Linked DNA regions of Mus musculus: region 2 is linked to region 1. Evidence: chromatin loops called from intact Hi-C (ENCODE). Cell type or tissue: left cerebral cortex. All regions are shown on one strand. Each heading gives the region's core, and the rest is flanking DNA. Links, peaks and the distances in the headings are about the cores only. Region 1 holds the start of Gm41597 (a long non-coding RNA gene). Region 2 has its middle 99 kb from the start of Gm52302.

What was found. A loop is a pair of places that touch in the nucleus more often than their neighbours do. Peaks named below come from ENCODE experiments on the same cell type or tissue, not always from the same donor. Only the 100,000 strongest peaks of a DNase experiment are listed, where the experiment ranks them.
Region 2: a loop joins it to region 1, with 5 times the contacts of the local background. A loop is called at or near these places in 18 of 42 quality-filtered maps.

The regions. Positions count from the first base shown.
Region 1 is chr17:50,231,694-50,240,973 of GRCm38, forward strand. Gm41597 (a long non-coding RNA gene) reads right to left here and starts at 5,082. Exons shown (of 2, transcript XR_876869.1): 1 at 4,656-5,082; 2 at 2,689-3,585. It overlaps AY702103 (cDNA sequence AY702103), which reads left to right and starts at 7,515. Exons shown (of 2, transcript NR_131975.1): 1 at 7,515-9,280. In left cerebral cortex, for the core only: a CTCF peak has its summit at 5,819; DNase peaks (open chromatin) are centred at 5,377 and 5,818.
Region 2 is chr17:49,931,129-49,940,408 of GRCm38, forward strand. It overlaps the pseudogene Gm19465. Among named protein-coding and RNA genes, the nearest start is that of Gm52302, 99 kb to the right of the region's middle. In left cerebral cortex, for the core only: a CTCF peak has its summit at 4,840 (motif pointing right); a DNase peak (open chromatin) is centred at 4,864.

The DNA.
Region 1 (9,280 bases), core at 890-8,889:
GAAAAAGAACAACAAACCAAAGCAACGACAAAAAACAAAAAACAAACAAACAAACAAACAAAACCCTCAAAAGGTCAAAAGTTCAAGGTCAAGCCAGTCATGTGGTCTGTCTATAATCCTAGAATTTAGGAGGCAGAGGCAGGTGGATCTCTGTGAGTTTGAGGTAGAAGTTAAGGTCATGGGGTCATCCTCAGCTACATAGGAAGCTTGAGGTAAGCCTGGGTTACATGACACCCTGTAACACACACACACACACACACACACACACACACACACACACACACACACAGAGAGAGAGAGAGAGAGAGAGAGAGAGAGAGAGTCTCTCACATTGTCTCACACACAGACACATACACATAGAGACACACACATACACACACCACACAGAGACATACTATACATCACACACAGACACACACACACACACACAGTCTCACACTCTGTCACACACTCACACACACACAGTCTCATACTCTGTCTCACACACAGACACATACACATAGAGACACACACACACACACACACCACACAGAGACGTACTATACATCACACACATAGACACACACAGTCTCACACTCTGTCACACACTTACACACACTCACACACACACACACACAGTCTCATACTCTGTCTCACACACATACACATACACATAGAGACACACACATACACACATCACACACAGACATACTATACATCACTCACACAGACACACACACCACAGACAGACTCACACACATACAAACTCATCTTGGAGTGATGACTACTCTTGATTGTCAAGTTTGCAGACTGGGTTAAGAAAGAAACTCACCTTAAATGTGAGTGTTGTCATTTTATGGGCCTGGATCCAAAGACAAGAAAAGGAGAAGCCAAACTGAGCCCCGGCATTTTTTCTGTTCCTCCCTGACTGTAGGTGCAATGTGACAGCTGCTTTCCTTCCCAGTTCACCTTCCTACTGTGGTGGACTATTTTCAAACTGTGCTGGAATAAACCCTTTCTTCATGAATTGTCTTCTGTCACATATTTTGCCTCAGTAGTAAGAAAAGTGGCCAAATTGCACAACAAATAAATGATTAAATTATTTAAAAAATATTTTTTCTTTTCTAATCCAGAAAATAACACGCCAGTGAGCTGTGAAGAACCAGTAGCTTGCATTTGGCTGGCGCGAGTGCGGTGTGATTTGGTTGTCACAGGGAACAACTGATGTCTCCTCAGATGATTGAGCCCAGAATTCTGGTGTGGTCCAGCCATCCCAGGTGCTTTCCTGGGACTCAGTAGCCCAAGCTTGTACACATATGCTCACAGCAGCACTATTGGCAAACCGCCACTCGGGGATTTGTCCGTGCACTGATGAATGGATCAAGGAAAATGACACACAACGGAGTAACAGGCAGCCCGGAGAAGTTAGAAAACAGGAGGAAGAACATATTCCATCTAGGAAAGTCACAACATAATCACATGAGAGGACCAAGGCGCTGGACGAGGAAGGGGACACCAAGCACCTCAATGTGGCGGCTCAGCAATGCTCGGTTGCCACCACTTCTGAATCTACCTGTGAGTCTCATTCATTTGGAGACCTCTGATGCAGCAACTGAGCTGTGATGCTCCCCCGGAAGAATATGCTCACAAGAGGAAGAAAGATGACAGATATCTAGAAAATTCCGGGGGCAGGCCTACTAGGTAGTAAAATACATTTCAAAATGACTAAACTTAGAAACTTTGGGCCCCAAATGTAGAAATCAGAATTTACCAAGTACAAAGACTGATATTTACAAATGTTAAGGGGAAAGATTGGACTGATCGACTGCATAGGGTGAGCTCGTGGGAAGCAACATGTGCTGAAAACAGGGAACACGTGGGTTTGAGGCAAAAGTGACAAACTCAAAGAGCAGACTCAACAAAATACAAGTAAATATTTATCAAAACGGAGTATGGAAAAATGTGACTCCAAAGACAGAAATGAACAGAAAATCATTGCTACATTCAAAAATTTAGAACGAAAATTCTGCTTAAGAAAATTGAAAATGTGTGCAAAATGGAGCTATGAGAAACTCTCTGTATTATATACATTAACTTGTCATGTTTACTTGAATTGTCAAAATCTATTACAATTTTTCTATTTTGTTAATGGCATGATTCAAAAATATGCTCTTTTTGATTCCATTTGACTGGCGATATGGAACATTGGGTGTTATTTCTACTATTTTCTTTTAATAATTAATATCTTCACTTATTAAATATATTTATTTAAAAAAACAAAATTGGAGTCAAAAAATGGAGAAAGCTTTAGTATATATAATGACAATAGTTAATATCTTATGTGACTCAAACATGTCCTCCAGTTCTGACTGGAGCTTCAGTCTCTGGTCATGTGCCAGCCATATTTGAAGTGGGCCTGCCATGGCAACTATGGTGAAGTTGGAGGTGAGGAGAGGACTCCACGATGGTATTGGACTCTGTGGGAAGAAGACCCTGAGACCTGCACTCACCGAGTGTTCGCCGCTGTCTGCCAGGCCGAGATGCAGCAGAAAGGCCTGCTGCCCACCAGACAGTGAGGAGAGGCTCACACTGCTCTCTTGAGCTTCTCTCAGCTTCCAAAACCATAAGCCAAAGAAACTATTCTTTCTAAATTGCTTGGTCTCATAGTTTGTTGTACCAACAGAAAACAGAATAAGACAATATCCAAAATGCATAAAGAGCATTTTAAACCAATAGTAACATAATGATATCAATACAAAAAGATAAAACAAATTCATGAACAGAAAACTATTACAAGAACAATGTTGAGGTTTAAAGTGAAACATCACACTATACAGGGTTATAGGTCTGGTTCTTGGTGGTGCCTTGGGAGGTCATGAAATCTTTTGAATGCAAGGCACAGCTGATAGGTCTAGGCTTCCAGAAGTAGGCTCTAAAGATTAGACCTGCCACCATTTCCAGCCCGGGGTCTCTGCTTCCTGATCCTTCAGATTTGAACAAGCCATAACCCCAGCTGCTGCCGCCATGTACATAGCTGGCCAGATGTCACGCCCCGCTTTCATAAGGGACAGGTGTCCCCTGCATTGCACTGAGCCCGATAAAACTATCCAAAACTAATACAGGAAGAAACTTACCAATAACTCTCTTAGTGGTTAAAAATATAAACTATGATGGTTGATATCAAATTAAAATGCATCAAAAGTTATAAAACTCTGGGAGAATTCAGGAAAATGGGCACTTGTCACCCCAATTTGGTAGAACTTTTCTAGGTGGGGCCTTGGCAACAGGTATTAAAGTCTGTTTGTTCCTGGGTGTCAATATAGAGATTTCATATTTGAAAATTTGTCTGAAGAAAATGAAGTATACAGGCGAAAGTTGTGTGGGTGTTTGTGATTTGAACAAATACAGATTGAAGAAATGTAATTCTGTGGTCACAGAACGGGATAGCATCCCGTAGCCATTGAACAGTGGTACTGCAGTGCATTTCCCAAAGCAGGGCATGGTAGCACAGGCCTGTAGAAGCAGAGGCAATCTGGAAGCAGAGGATGGTGATCTCTGTGAGTTCCAAGCCAGCCTGGTGTTCGCAGCAAGGCTATAAGTGAGACCCTGGAAAGAAAGAAAAGAAAGAGAGAGAGAGAGAGAGAGAGAGAGAGAGAGAGAGAGAGAGAGAGAAGGGAGGGAGGGAGGGAGGGAGGGAGGAAGGAAGGAAGGAAGGAAGGAAAGAAAAGAGAGAGGGGGAAATAGTTTTTATTTATTCAGAGGAAAATGATATAGGAATAAAAAGTGATGTGCATGCTACCAAATTTGTAAAGATCATACTTCGCAACATGAAACAAAACAAAACAAAAAAACAAAAACAAAAACAAAAAAAGCTCTGTTTTCCTTTGGGCATCTGGGATTTTAAGAACTCCCTCCTGGCCTCACCTGACCTCCACCCCCGTGCCCCCCACCCCCAGCTTCCTCTGGTCCTTGTGTTTCCTGACAAGTCTTTGTTTTTGTTTTGTTCTAAGAAAGGGTCTAATTTTATAATCCCACTGGCTTTAAATTTCTGACTATTCTTTAATAAATAAAACATGCTTTGGAAGCCAGAAGGGTGCTTTCAACTTACAAACAAAAGATGTATGCATCTCCATTGCACATTCAACCAATTAGTATGTTCTATGACAGAAGGAAGAGAACATTGAAATGAGAGAGACTATATTTCAGAAGGTGAAGATGACTCCTGAGTGAGAGAGAGAGAGAGAGAGAGAGAGAGAGAGAGAGAGAGAGAGAGGTGTGAGCATCTTTTCTGTCCTGTGATAAACAGAAGTCTAAGCTAACAGCAACAAGCTATAACACCAACCAGCCTGATCAAAGGAGAGTTTACGCCCAGCCCAGCCCAGCCCAGCCCAGCCCAGCCCAGCCCAGCCCAGCCCAGCCCAGCCGCCCCCGGCCCCAGGCCACCAAAGCAGCCAGTGCAGAAGAAGCCTGAGACCAGGAGCTGCCCCATGGGAGCTTTCTGAATCCTGGGGCACAGGACAGCCACGTGGGCTGACTCAGTAGTCTCAGACCATGTCCCTGATGCACATGGGATACAGTGACAGAGAAGTCCCCACCATACAATGAACATTAGTGCATCCTATGCCTGGGGCAGTCTAGTGCCAGGCTGCAGACAGCCATTCTGCCAAGATAAATACCTTTGGCCGCCAGCATCCAAGGCCAGGAAGAGAAGTTGGGATGCTAGTTACTGAGTGTCTCAGAGTGTAGTCCGTCCCTTCCACACACTCAAGCCCGCTCTCCAGTGTGTGCAGAAGGCTCAGCTTAAGTTCTGGGGCAGGCTGGAGAAAGGATGGACACTCTGAGCCATCCCCCGAGGTTACGGCCCTCACTACCTAGGCTTTCTCTAGGCGTCAGGATGGGTTGGGGACTGAAGGCCTATCTGCCAATGTCTGTGTCTCCAGAGATCACAACGTCACAAGCACATCGGACAGCTGGGTCGTCTGGCTTTGCTGGCCAGCCTTCCCTTTCACACTTGGTGGTCTCTACTCAAGCTGTGTGTTCTCATTTTCTGTAATAACCAGGCATGAATAGATTGCAAGCGGCAACACTGTAAAGATTGGTTCAATATTCCTTGCCAGTGGGAAACAAAGTTGTTTTATTTTATTTTATTTTTTTATTTTAATGCATTTTGAGTTAAGAATAGCTTTGTACAGAGCATCCAGGTGGTTAAAACTCTAGTCTCTGGCACCAAGCACCTCACTCCTTTCCATCCATGGCAGAACCCTAGGGCTGATGGGGACAAGCCTGGCCTCCTTCAGTCTCAGGCCAGAGGCTGACACAATGGAGCTGTCAGAGCTGTCCTCCCTGCTGTGCCCAGCCAATTTGCTTGAATTTGAAGCAGAAACCTTTGCTCCCTGAATGTGTCCTCCGGCCTTCTCTGCTTGTCTGCGGCTGGGGCTTTGGGTAGAGCAGGGGCTGGGGGTGCCTGTTTAATTCCTCCTTGGATAGAGCAGCTGATTGGTGCCTGCCTGGCTTCTGGAGCAAATGAAGCATCGCGTCATTATTATTGCTTGCTTACTTAATTGAAAATTGACCAGATGTCAATTGTGATGAACAAACACTTTTTCTTCCGAGGCGAGGGATTAAGACACATTTCCTTTTCCACCTGGCACCAAACCCACGCTGTATTTCACACTGAAAGACCCTTTCTGATAAAGAAGAAAGAAGCAAAGAAAGGCGAGGGAACCATTTTGACTAAAAAGCCTGTAATAATGGAAGAAAACCGATTTTCAGAGGCATTGTCCTGGACATCTTTGTTGGCTTGAGCTGGGCAGCTTTGTTGGCTTACGGCGCCACCTAACGGGGATGAGGTAGATTACACAGCGTTGTTGCATCCTCCCGGGCTGCCTCCTGCGGGATGAGTGAGATACCAGCCTCAAGTTGTAGGATGCTAACCTGGTGCTGAAGGGTCACCCACTCTCAAAGGCAGACTCCTCCGCTAAATGGAATTTCTAATGCTTTACTTTTAAACATCCGCTGTGTGTGTGTGTGTGTGTGTGTGTGTGTGTGTGTGTAGGACAACTCGTGGATGTTAGAAGACGCCTTGTTAGAGTTGGTTCTCCCCTTCCCCCACTTGGGTCCCAGAGATCAGGTCACTTGACTTGAGGCAAGCATGGTCACCCTGTGAACCATCGTGACTGTCATGTATTTTTTTATTTGATTTTTTTTTAAAGGTAGGATCTTAGTAACCCAGGCTGACTTTGAAATCCTTGTATAGCTGAAACTGACCTTGAACTTCTGACCCTTCTGCCTCCAGGACTGGGACCACATAGGTGTGCTCCACCACACTCTTCTGTACAAGGTGCTGGGGTGGAACCCAGAGCTTCCGGTGTGTATTGTGCAAGCAGCCTGCCAGCTGAGACACACGCCTTCCTTGTGTGTTGCTGAGAGGGAGGAGGAAGAGAGAATCTGAAAGGGGGTTGGGTGTCAAGAATTACTGATGTAGCAGTAAGAAGCGCTAAAATGCTTCCTCTACTTTATCCCACCATTTGGGACACTCCTGGGCCGGCAAGCGTGCTTCTGGATGCTTTGGAAAGCCACAGCAGGGAAGGTGGGGTCTCCTTAAAGCTGGAGAGATGATGTGGAACTGTGGGGACCGTGGTGGAACAGACAACACATCTTCTTTCAGGGTGTCGTCCTTCAGCTGCCAATTGCCAGCAAATGTGGTCTCATCGTCCTGTTTGCCAAAGCCAAGGGTGTGTATAAGACCCAGGAGCGAGAGGGTGTGGCCTTTGGAGATCTCTGCCGTGGGCTGTCAGTTTGGGAGAGCAGCATGGTATCCCAGTCACCAAGTAGTAGAGGTACTGGGGACTGGAGGAAGCAAAGCAGCAGGAGCCCTGTGACTGGGCACTCAACATGGAAGCCAGGGAGATGGCAAGCTCTCAAATTAGCAAGGGACATCTGAGAGATTTAGACTTCCTGCAAAGGGTAGTCCAATTCTAGAACGATTCTCCAGGATCTAGAAGATGTAGGTCTGTGCACAGCTCACTGTGACTCAGCTACCAATGTCAGTGGTAGGACTGTACCACTAGTGTGTTTGTTCAAGACGGTGCCTCCAAGGTCCTGCTGGCTGCAGATATCCCTGCCTCCAGGTCCTCAGAATCTAGCTTCAAGACTGTGTCCTCTACCAGCAAATCATCTTTCCAGGACAGGTGTTCTTTCTTGTCAAGAGAAGGGAATGTTGTCAAGATTACCCAGAGCTCTGAGAGCAGCTGGAACAACACTTTAAAAAGGGGTTCATGACAACACCTGGGTTAGATATGCAGGCCACTCAAGTGCCAGGAATGGCTTTCCTGCCCTGGACTCCCTTTGCAAACTCTATATATTTTGTAAACTCTGTACACTTTATAAAGTTTGTAAACCTCAACTCAGAAAATGGTCCTGGCTGAGACTGAGGCTCTCCAGCAGCCAGGCCCCTCCCCCAGAACCCCACTAACTGTCATAACTGTCAGAAGGGTCATCTCCAGCATGTCAACAGGCCCCACCCACGTTATGCTAATTCTAGGTGAAAAGCCTGAATAAAAGCCACCAATTCCTGAATAGGAAAATCCACCAAACCCTGAACTTCCCACAGAAACTCACCTATCCCTGGACATCAAAACCCACCAATCCCTGAACAGGTAAACTCACCAATCCCTGAGCTCCCTCAGGCTCAGAAATTGAGATGCCAGCCATCCTCACTCTGGAAATCTTACTCTAGAAAGGTCCATGCCCTAAGAACACCTATACAAGCACTGGACTTTGTCCAATTAGCAAGTGCTCTCTGCACTCTCCTGAAACCATAGGCACTAATATTCCAGGATGCATTCTTCCATACTGTGGACACACCAATGAATGCCTTTCATGAGCTCTGCTGTCATGTTCTTCTCTCATTGGAAGAAGACAAGAAGCAATGAAGACAAGAAAGGAAGAGAAGGAGTAGGCTTGAGGCTCCTGAGCTCAGCTGGGGACATCCTTCCCTGGAGCTGGGAAGCCTCCAATGAGGAAGGAGACTTCCTCTCAAAGATGTGTGGTTCCTGGGCCCCCGTGTCTCCAGAAACCCTTCCCTTGGGACACTGTCACACCTCAGAGCTGGATGGTTCCTGAGTTCCAAGGCCCTGAACACCTTCTCATCCAAGCACAAAGGCCAACAACCAGGGCCACTGGCCCTACAAGATCCAGATATCATCTGGTAAAGTCTGAGAACCAACTCCCAGAGATGGGTCATGCAGAAGTTAATCCTGAAGCTCCATCTTCCTCAACACTGGCAGATAAAAGCCACCCAGGAGCCTCCACAGGAGCGCCTGTCTCATCAATGGGTCCAGCCATATTCCAGATTTGGAAGGACCTTTGCAAGGATCTGACAAACATTGCAGGAAGATCTCTGAGAGATCTGTACAGGATCCCAGAGGGTTCCCTGGGCAAAGATCTAGAGGCTGTCTCCGAGACACGGGTGGACAGTTGCTATGTCAGACAGCCAAGAAGTGACTCACCAAGTCCCCAGCTAGTCTCCCCAGGAAAACAGCAGCTAGAGGGTATACTGAAAACCACTCAAGCAGCAAGTGGAGCCATTACAATGCCATTAAGGTGCCTGTGGGCACTTGTCAAGGAATTGCTGTGGACCACACAGTGGTCCTGCCTGAAAACTCAGAGACAAGTTCTGAAAACCCAGAGACAAATATGGAAGCTCAGAAGCAGTGATCCTTGAATGATGGGGCCACCTGCAAGAATATTTCCCAATGGGCCTTCATTCCTACAAGAAGATGCCTTTTGGGTGAGGCAAAAAGATGGAGCTTGCTTCTCAGAGACCTCAAAATCCTACATCTTTCCAACACAAACAGGTCTGTAGCTTTGCCATTTCCCACAGCCTCTGACTCCCTCTCCGACCTGCTGGGATTCTAGAGATGATTTCCTGGGAGAGCTTTTTCAGAAAAGTTCAGAAGAGGAAGTGAGGACAAAAATGGCTTCTAGTATATGCAGACTGCTCCCTCTACCCGCCAGCTCAAATTCCTGAGAGGGAGTCCATCTAATGACAACAATTGGCCATCTGAGGCACCCAAAGTGTTTAGAAGGACAATGTGACTTCCCTATGCACCACACACTGCATTGTGGGCAGAGACTGGCCCAGTGATAAGGCTCTTGGATCTTGGACAGGCAACCCAGAGCCAGGTTCAAACCTAGTCAAGGATAGGTATGAGCCCCAGGAGAGTAAGGGTGTGGCCTTTGGAGATCTCTACCACGGGCTGTCAGTTTGGGAGATCAGTGTGGCACCCCAGTTACCAAG
Region 2 (9,280 bases), core at 629-8,628, 300 kb before region 1:
ATGCCCTGGTTGGCATCCCACTCAACGTGGTCTTCCTCAACCACCTGGGCCTGGTTGTTCCTGACCCTGGGGACTGTGGTCATTCTCATCTTCCCACCCATGTTATTCAGTCACGTGGAGGGCTGGAGCTTTGGCGAGGGTTTCTATTTTGCCTTCATCACCCTCAGCACCATTAGCTTCTGGGACTATGTTGTCGGTGAGGATGAGAAAATCAGGTATTCACTAGAACCTGGGGTGCATTGCATGGGGATAGCAGCTGAGATTGGTTATTTCTGGGGCCACTGTGGACTCCTGGTGGCATCCTCAGATATTCACTTTTCCCACAACTGGTAGGAGAGAGCACCCTATGGAATCTGAGGGTGGCTGTGCCCCCAGACACAAGCCGTCACCTTCCCTGGCAGGTACAGACCCCAGCAAGCATCACATCACCATGTACCGGAGCTTGGCAGCTTTATGGATCATCCTAAGTCCGGTGTGGCTGGCGGTAGTCCTCAGCCTGGGGTCCCTGCTTCTGCATAGGTGTGTTCCAGTCTCTGGATGTTCATCGGGGGCCTGGACCCCAAGGATGAAGCAGCCCCTGACCCTGACTCCAGCCCTCAGAGAATCTCCATCTCTGCGTGATACCCAAGTGTTTCAGCCACCCCCCAAACCCATGCTACCTTCTTTCCCAACCCATATACTCCCCAGACAGGTGGTCAGTAATTCTCCAGAGAAAGGAGCTAGGTGTGCCTACAGAATAATTCAAGGGAAGTGCAGAGAAAAAAAATCAAAGACTTAGTGGGTAGAGGTTTGCATGCTGGCCTCAGAGCCCTTTTTCCTGTTCCATCACAGGGGACCAGGAAAAACCCAACATGAATCATGATGGCCAAACTGCCAATGCCACCTTCATATTCAGGAAGCCTTGAGCTGCAACCAAAGGCTGAGTTGGTTTTTGTGTTCATTGCTACACACTAGGCACACCACAGACCCCCACTGTGTGCCAGGACTACTCTTGCTGTATCTTCACTCTCTAAGGACTGAGTTGGCCCCCATTGCAACAACCCTAGAGCCTTGACAGGGACAAACCTGGAGAGAATGAGTGTTCGGGACAGTGGCTGGAGGAAGGGACCTGGACACACACCCAGGGATACTTTAGGTGCACACAGAAAACTGTCCTTAGTAGGCTCACAGCTGTGGAACTCTAAACACAAAGGCCACCTGCCAGCACTCTCCAGCTTTCCTTGGCCACGAGTGAAGGTGGATTCCTGAAGAAGCCTCGGGGCATCATCTGGGTGTCCCACCACCTTCTGAAAATGACCTCCCTTGATCCCCAGGGCACCCCTGTTCCTCATTACTCCCCCTGAGAAGCAGGAGGGGACAACAGATCTCAGAAGCCTTACAGAAAGAGTTCCCTGGGGCCTAGGCCTCCATGGGAACATCCGCACCTGGTCCTTCTGCCCGATTTCAGCACTGTGGGCCTGAAGGGAGGACAGGCCAGTCTTAAGAAGACAAATTCTTCCTCAGATTTCCTTTCTCCCCAGTTGCAAGAAGGTTTCTAAGCATCTCCGTCTTTGCAGCATTTGGGGAGAGAATCCAGGAGGTTGAGGGGAGTCCCTAGGGAGGACCCACGTCCACGGAGGATTTTCTACCCCCAGGACATCAGTAAAGGACTGAAATCTGAATTCCCTCCATCAGCTCTATACATGCTGGTCCCCGCCTCGGCTCTCGGTGAATGGGGTCACAGAGACGTCTTCCAGAGCAGCTAGGATAAATCTGGGTTCACAAGTTTCTGCCTCCCTCATACACAGACTTACCTTAGCCAGCTGGGCTCTTTTCTTTGAGTACTTTAAGGGAACCTAGTGTGACACTGAGTACAACAAGCACTTGGGGGAAGTCCCTCGTGTGACAAGTTAGACAGGAGCTCTGTGACAATAAACCTGGCTGTTTCTCTTGTGCACTGTGGATTTCAACAGTCTTCTCACTGAGGGGAAGTGTTTGGGGCTCGGAGCTGGGGAGTGGGGAGGGAGTCTGGGTCCTTCCCTCCCCTGGCCTGTGGCTACCTGGCAACCCTCTCATTTCCCCTGGCTTCAACTTTCCAGTAAGCTATCAGTTTGTCCCTGGATTTGGATATTTGAGGGTAGATAGGGCTATTGCACCCTGCTGCAACTCTTCAGCAGGGGAAACAGGCCACCAGCAGGCACTTGCTTAGAGAAGGGCCCCTCCTGGCCTCTCTTGCCCATTCCTGATTCCTGTCCACCATAGCACACCTGGGCTCCATGATCTCCGGAGACACCCTGCTGGGCCTGCGACTGGCAGGTGCCAGGTTCAAGGCTCCCATTGCTTTCCTACTTGGCTTACCAGGCACCGGTGTGTTCTAGACACTGAAAGATCATGCCTTCAGAAACTTCAGTCTCAACTTCCAGTGTGACAAATGTGCGCTTCTACAGAATGCCAAGAGTCTAGATGGCTTGATGCTGGACCTACCGATCCAGGTAAGGGAACTAGCAAAACCAGCCAAAGAAAGAAGCAATGGGTGGGATAAAAGGCTTGAAGCTCATTGCAGGGATGAGGAGGGCTCTGGCCCCAGATACTGAAGTGCTGAGAGAGGCAGAGTCAATAGTCTTGGAAAGAATGGCTTATGTGGTTGGGAGGGGCGAGGTAACCACCGGGAGGGGCTGGATCCAGTGGAGAGGACCTCACTCTATCAAGGAGAGGGGCTGCATCTTTAAGGAAGTGAAAGGGCACTACCATCACTGTGGGAAGAGCCATCCAGAACACAGCCATAGAGAATGGGTCACAAGCTACAAGGCTGTCAAGAGGAGACAGGGTTGTGTTCGGTCTGATCACCCCGCTGTGGTGGGGCTTGCTGAGACAAGGTGCAACGGATAAAAGGCCACACCCAACCTCTTTCAAAGGTCAGGGGAGGGGCAAATACCTTGGAGGCATGGCCAGACTCTAAGGAGGAAAGTATGTTTGTCTAGGCTAGACCCAGAGTAAAGCAGTTTGCCCAAACCACTGGGGAAGCTACTTGGGCTGCATCTGGAGCTAGGCAGAGCAGGGACTGTCTGGCCACCATCAGTAAATGCTTCCCTTACAGCCCTTCCCTTGCCCAGCGCATTCCTCACTAGCCTCCGCATCCCCCTAAGAGATGAACCGAGGCTCAGGGAGGTTTAGCCTAAACGCACAGCCAAGAGCTGAGGCTGTTTTATCACCTGGAGGCTGCGCTTGCATAGACCTGTGTACCTGTATGGATATTTCTTAGAATCCTATGATTTTATGTCCAAGGTACAGTATGACCTCCCCTGGCTCTGCTGCTGTTGTTCTGTCCTCCTAAATGTCTTCTCAGTGGGAAAACCCTCCAAGAAAACCCAGCGTCGCTCTGTCCACAAAGTCTCCTGCCTCTGCCCCGTCATCTCTGCATTTCCACAGTGTGGTATCCCTAACAAGACAGCAACATTCCCCACTGTTAGTATTTTGTTTTGCAGATAAGAAAAACTAGACATGTAAAAGCTGAAACCCTCCCAACACAGCCTCCTTTGGACCAGAAACAGTCTTGGTGGTCCCAGAGCAGAGGTAATTCAGTTCTCCCGTGTTCCACTGAAGGCTGAGGTCATAGCTCTGTCATCCTCCGGCAACAGCAGCCTATTGCGTCCTGTGAGATTAGGGCTGAGCTAGACAGTTAAGCCACTCTGACCTGACTCCGGGATAAGCTGGAGAAGGACTTATCCCCATGATATCTTCCTCTGGGAAGCCCTTGATTAGTAGAAAAAGTAGAGACTCCCTGCCCCAAATAGACTTGGAATAAAGGATGAGATATTGTGTTAAGTTTTCCTGGGGACACATGAAAAATTCTCTTCAAGTCAGATAGGGCACCAGGGATTAATTGACCAAAGAAACAATCCCACTCACTTCTAGCTGGAGGAACCAAGGGGGTTTATTGGAGTTACTAATAGGAATGTGGATGGTTCAAAGGCAGCGGCATCACTGAAAAGTCCATCCCATTATGGGTGACACCTCACATCCCTAGAGCTCTATTGATGGCTCTCCCCAGCAGTTGTTACTGTGAGATTTAACTTTGGGGACTGGGTTTGTGAATCCTGTGCCCTCCTGAGTTTCCTGAGCCTGGAAGTCTCGGAGCTTTTCTCCTTCCGCCAGGAGGAAGTTTATCTCTTTGGAGAAACTGTCTATACAACAAGAGTGTGGTTGTAGGTATAGCACAGACATGGGAGAGGGGGCAGGGGCCCATCCTCCTCTCTCAAGATCCTGTGGGTCACTGCATCACCTCCCCCAGGACATCACCCAAGCATATAAAGATGGGACCTACCTCCTGAGAAATACACAGGCTGGGAGTTTGTAGGCTCTTCCTTCTTTTCCGTGCCCACCATCATTGCCGTTGGTGAGGGCAGCATGGGACAAGCTGCTGGAACTTTGGAGGTGGCCTTACCCTGAGGGACAATAGTTCCAGTGATTGCATCCCAGAGTGTATGACAGGGTGTGACACCTGTAGCACACCCCAAGCCTCTTACAAGCAGCCTCAGGACACATGGACCTGGCTCTGCACTTCCCCAGACACCAGGGGAGCTGTGTGCATATTCAAGTTTGGGGGCTGATGCACTGGTGGACTTTGGTCATCCCACCTGTCCCTGAAAACTCTCACAGTGCATCAGCATCCCTTGGCCCCTAACACTGTCCTCTGGACCCATTTCCCCTCCAGAGCCAGGGTGATGTGGAGCCTGTCTTAAAAGCATTTAAGACTGTTGTGTGGAAATAGTGTGGACAGAAACCCAGGATCCCTGCAGCCCTGGATTTCAGGAACCAACCCAAAAGCCCTTGCCCTCAGTCTTGCCTGCATGACCCAGGACTTACCACCAGGTGGCAGGCTCACACTGCTGATGACTTAGGCTCCACCACGACTGCCTCTTTCCCCTTCAGGAACCAGCATCGTTATATCCTTGCCTTGTCTTTCCAGCACTCCAATACAAGGCTCACTCTCGAACACCTCCCTAGCATCCCACTTATTCAGACCATCACTTTGTGATCTCAGCGCTTGAGAGGTGGAGACAGGGGGTTAAAAAAACAGGTTACATTAAAAAAAGTTTGAGGCCAGCCTAGATAAAAGCCTGGTTTAAGACAAATAAAACAAAGCAAGAATGGAAAGGGAAATGAGAGGGGGGGAGGGAGGGAGGGAGAGAGATCATATGGCAACCTTCCGTCTTGATTCATTGGTCCATTCATTCCATTCATTCAGCCTGGTACCCACTGGATGCTCAGGGATTGGCATTCCCACCGACAGTGTGGCCCCCACTGTGGCCTCTCATCACCCCCTCCCCCATGACAGGTCTGGAGCCCATTTTAAAGTTAAGCAAACTGGCTCAGAAAGATTAAGCCTTGCCCAAGTTCCCAAAGCCTTGCAGGAGTCAGAGTCCAAGAAGTGGAGCCAGAATGGATAAGAACTCCAGAGCCCAACAGCAACCTGATGTGCCAGCCTTGCTCTGTCTAGTCATCAGGCCTGGCTAGGCAGCAGCTGCCACCTCCAGCATGGAAGTGAAATGACCAGGGTGGCCATGCCCAGAGATGAAGGAGGTGTCCCCTCAAATACCCCTCTCTCCTGCATCAGAGGATGCAACCGGAGCCTGGCTGCCTGCTAGCACTCCATCAGCTGGGCCACCTTATGTAGTGTGGGGTGCACCAATGTGCCCACCAGCTGGGGAGCAGCTAACAGCTGAGGCAGTGGCCACAAACCTGGATGAATCGCTTCCAGCTGGGAAACTGTGGTGGAAATGGAGTTTGGGAGCAGAAGGGAGAGGAATGGGAGGCTGGTGGTGAGGTTGGGGGAGCAAAGCCCAGGACGGGGTCTGTGATCATGTCCATGGTGAGGGTGAGGATGGGAGGAGTCAAAGCCACCCCAAGCTTTTGGCAGGAAACATGAGGGGACACAAGCTGGAGAGGTTGGGCACAAGGGCATCTGTTTCTCACTGTGCTCGACAGAGCCTCAGGCCGATGCTGTGTGTTCCAGGACCCTGCAGGCAAGGAGGCTGGCAGGCCCTGCTGCGCTGCTCTCTGACCTCCAGTCCTTCATGCTGCTGCCTCCACTTCTCTTCTCCCACATGGAAGGCTGGAGCTACGAGGAGAGCTTCTACTTCACCTTTGTCATGCTCAGCACTGTGGGCTTCAGCCATCACATGAGTGGCTAGGGTAGGGGAGCTGGTCGGGTGGGAACTCACCTGCCTGAGAACTCACCACAGGTGACTGACTGGTCTTTCATGGGGGGTGGCTTGGTGGGCCTGGGACACAGCTTGTAGCCTAAGTAGGCTCTGGCCTTTCCCAGCCGGGTGGGTTATGATCTCTCGGGTCTTTCCCGTCAGTGTGGAGCTGTCCTCCATAGCTATGGGGTCAACTGGTCCCCTAGAGGGACACAAAGCCTTTGAGCCTCCCTCATGCATCCTATTCCTCTGCTCTAGGCGAGGACCGAGGTGGAACAGTCAGGGGGCTTAAAACACCTTGTCTCCCTTGGACCTCAGGGGGAAAACAACAGCCAAACTCTAAGCCTTCCAAGAAGGCCCCAAATAGGGTCCATCAGTGCTATGACTTAGAGCCATGGCAGGCACCCTGAGGCAACTGGACACGAGACAGCATAAGTATTCAGAAGGTGGGACTGGAGGGACAGTAGCCCTGGATGCCTCAGCATCCCTCTCTGAGTCTCTGTCTCTGTGTCTCTGTCTGTCTCTCTCTGTCTCTCTCTGTGTCTATGTCTGTGTCTCTGTGTCTTTCTGTCTCTCTGTCTCTCTGTCTCTCTGTGTCTGTCTCTGTGTGTCTCTGTGTCTGTGTCTCTGTGTCTTTCTGTCTCTCTGTGTCTCTGTGTCTCTCACTCTCCTGCTATCCCCGAAAAGAGCTAAGACTGAAGGCCACATGTTCCTTCTCTACAGAGGAGGGAGGGCAGCCTTGGGGACACCACACCCTCCATTAGACCATGACCCTGGACTGGGGAGGAGAAGGAGAAGGCCTGTCGTGAGAATTTTCTCTTGGGGTGGGATATGGGGAACTAGACAGCTCTCCCTACTCTTTCTAAGACCTCCAATGACAAACCAAAATGTTTGCTTCCAATACATCCACGAATATACTGAGTTTACTTACAGAGCCTCGGTGAAGGGTCGCAGACAGGAGCTTGGGTAAAGTATCTGCAATAGAAGGTTTTCACCCGGCATGGGTAGTGACTTCCCCATAGTTTCATAGATGGAGCCCCCTCCCCTAGTCCTTCCCAGCCTATATACCCTCACCTTCCTCAAGACCCCAGACCACGTGCACTTAGGGCAGAGCTGGGAGGAATTGCTGGATATTCAGACTCTCCCTACCTCCTCCTTCTGAGCGGGAGGGTCAACAGAGCATTCCACAAGCCCAGTTGTGACCAACTTTGCACATGAGTCCAGCTGATCTGATAAAGATGGAGACAATTTGGCTCAGTGGAGTGCTGGGTATGGGGAAATAAAGGGATGGGGGAGACCTGAGTCCCACCAGAGCTCAAGGAGACTGCCATGGGACCCCACGGAAACATCCCAGAACGGGTGTGGAGCCTCACAGGCCGCAGGACCCCGCTGGGGTCGGGGGAAGAAGGCATATTCTCAGCTCTGACTCTCGGGCACCATAGACTGCTCGGTACCATGGAAGAGACGGTTTGGGGGTTTTGGGGTTCCTGGACCACATGGAGCCAGGGACGACAGGTTCTTGCTCTCAGACATCCCAGGCCATGGTATGTTGCAGAAGAGCTGAGAACAGGCCCTCAGGCAAACTCTGGTGTGGGGGCCGAGGGGGAAAGGGTAGGAAGAGAGCTCTAGCAGGTTATCTTGGGGACAAGAGAGTCTGGCTAGCTCAGGCGGTGAGCGGTGAGCTCGTTGGCCTGCTTGGGTTGACTGGCAGCAGTGGCTGGAGGGCAGGAAGGCCTTCAGGCAGGAGGTTAGGGAAGCCTGCTCCATTACTCCAGCATAACAGATCTCGATGAGCAGACACAGTCCATGGTTTTAGAGCTTTATTGTAGAAAAGCAGAGAGAGAGAGAGAAGAGTAAAGAGGCAGAGGGCGGCCATGGTCACATGGAGAGAGGGGAGAGTGGAGTAGGAGAGAGGGAGCAAGAGGGCTAGAGAGAAAGCAAGAGAAGCAAGAGAGGAGGGCTAAGCAGTTCTTTTTATAGTGGGATGGGCTACCCTGTTGTTGCAGGGTAACTGTGGGGCGGAGCACAGTTGTTGTTGCCAGGAAACTGTGGGGGTGGAGTCTGGACAGCCTACGTGACTGATGGCCACAGAATGATGGAGTTGAGGACTCATGGTGTCAGGCGTCTGTGTCTGGGGGTGTAGCTCACTGTTCCGTCCCTTGTAGGATTTCCTACCGGGTCTCCGGAGTAAACCTCACTTGACCAGAACACAGACTGCCTTTTTTGGTCCCACACAATACAACAGAGCCCTCCCCAAATTCCTTCAGTGGACTTGAGACAAGGCTCTGACAATATGACAAGCCACTCACAAGATACCCAGAGAAGGGTAGCCCCATTTTATCAAAAAAAAAAAAAAAAGAAGCTGAAATTCAGAGAGGCCAAGCCATTTGCCTGAGACATCTCAGTGAACTTCTAATCTGTTTGTTCTCACAATTTGCACTAGTTCTAGAACCTTCTCTTGGCCTCTGTGTCTCTAATTGTAAAGGGTCCAGCTGGGGGCTTGCTGGGAGCCATATCACTGCCTTCTAGCTTCTGGGTTTACAGTCCTCTGCCTTAGTCTTCTTCTCCCCTGAGAGGGGGGTTTCATACTGGGGACCCCGCTATCACAACCTGGTTTTTCACAACTCAGGAAGAAGGGACTTGGAAGAATTCTTCCAACTGGGTCAATGCTTATCTCTGCCCTCTCAGTGGGAACCTGTGTGAGCTGCAGCCAGCATTTTGGAGAATCAGGCTTGCCCCACCCACTTCAGGAGACAGTCCTGAAGACTTCTTTCTCTGCTCTTTTCCCACTCTTTCTCCTGCCAGACTAGGACTGTTGCCCAAGACTGCACAGGTTGACAAGTGCACAGCCCTGAAGGGTTCCTATCCATACAATGTAAAGAGGCCTAGCATTCAGGGAGTCCCACACCCTCCATATTCTTGGTCCCTCTGGTGCTTAAGATCATATACCATGGCTATTTTCTTTGAAAACTTTCAGGGTTTTCCCACAGTCTGAGGGTGGACCTGAGATTCTACAGCTGAACATGGATATGTGGTTTAGCCCTGTCATCGCAGTGTTTTAACAAGGCAGGGGCAGGAGGTCTGTGAATTCAAGGACA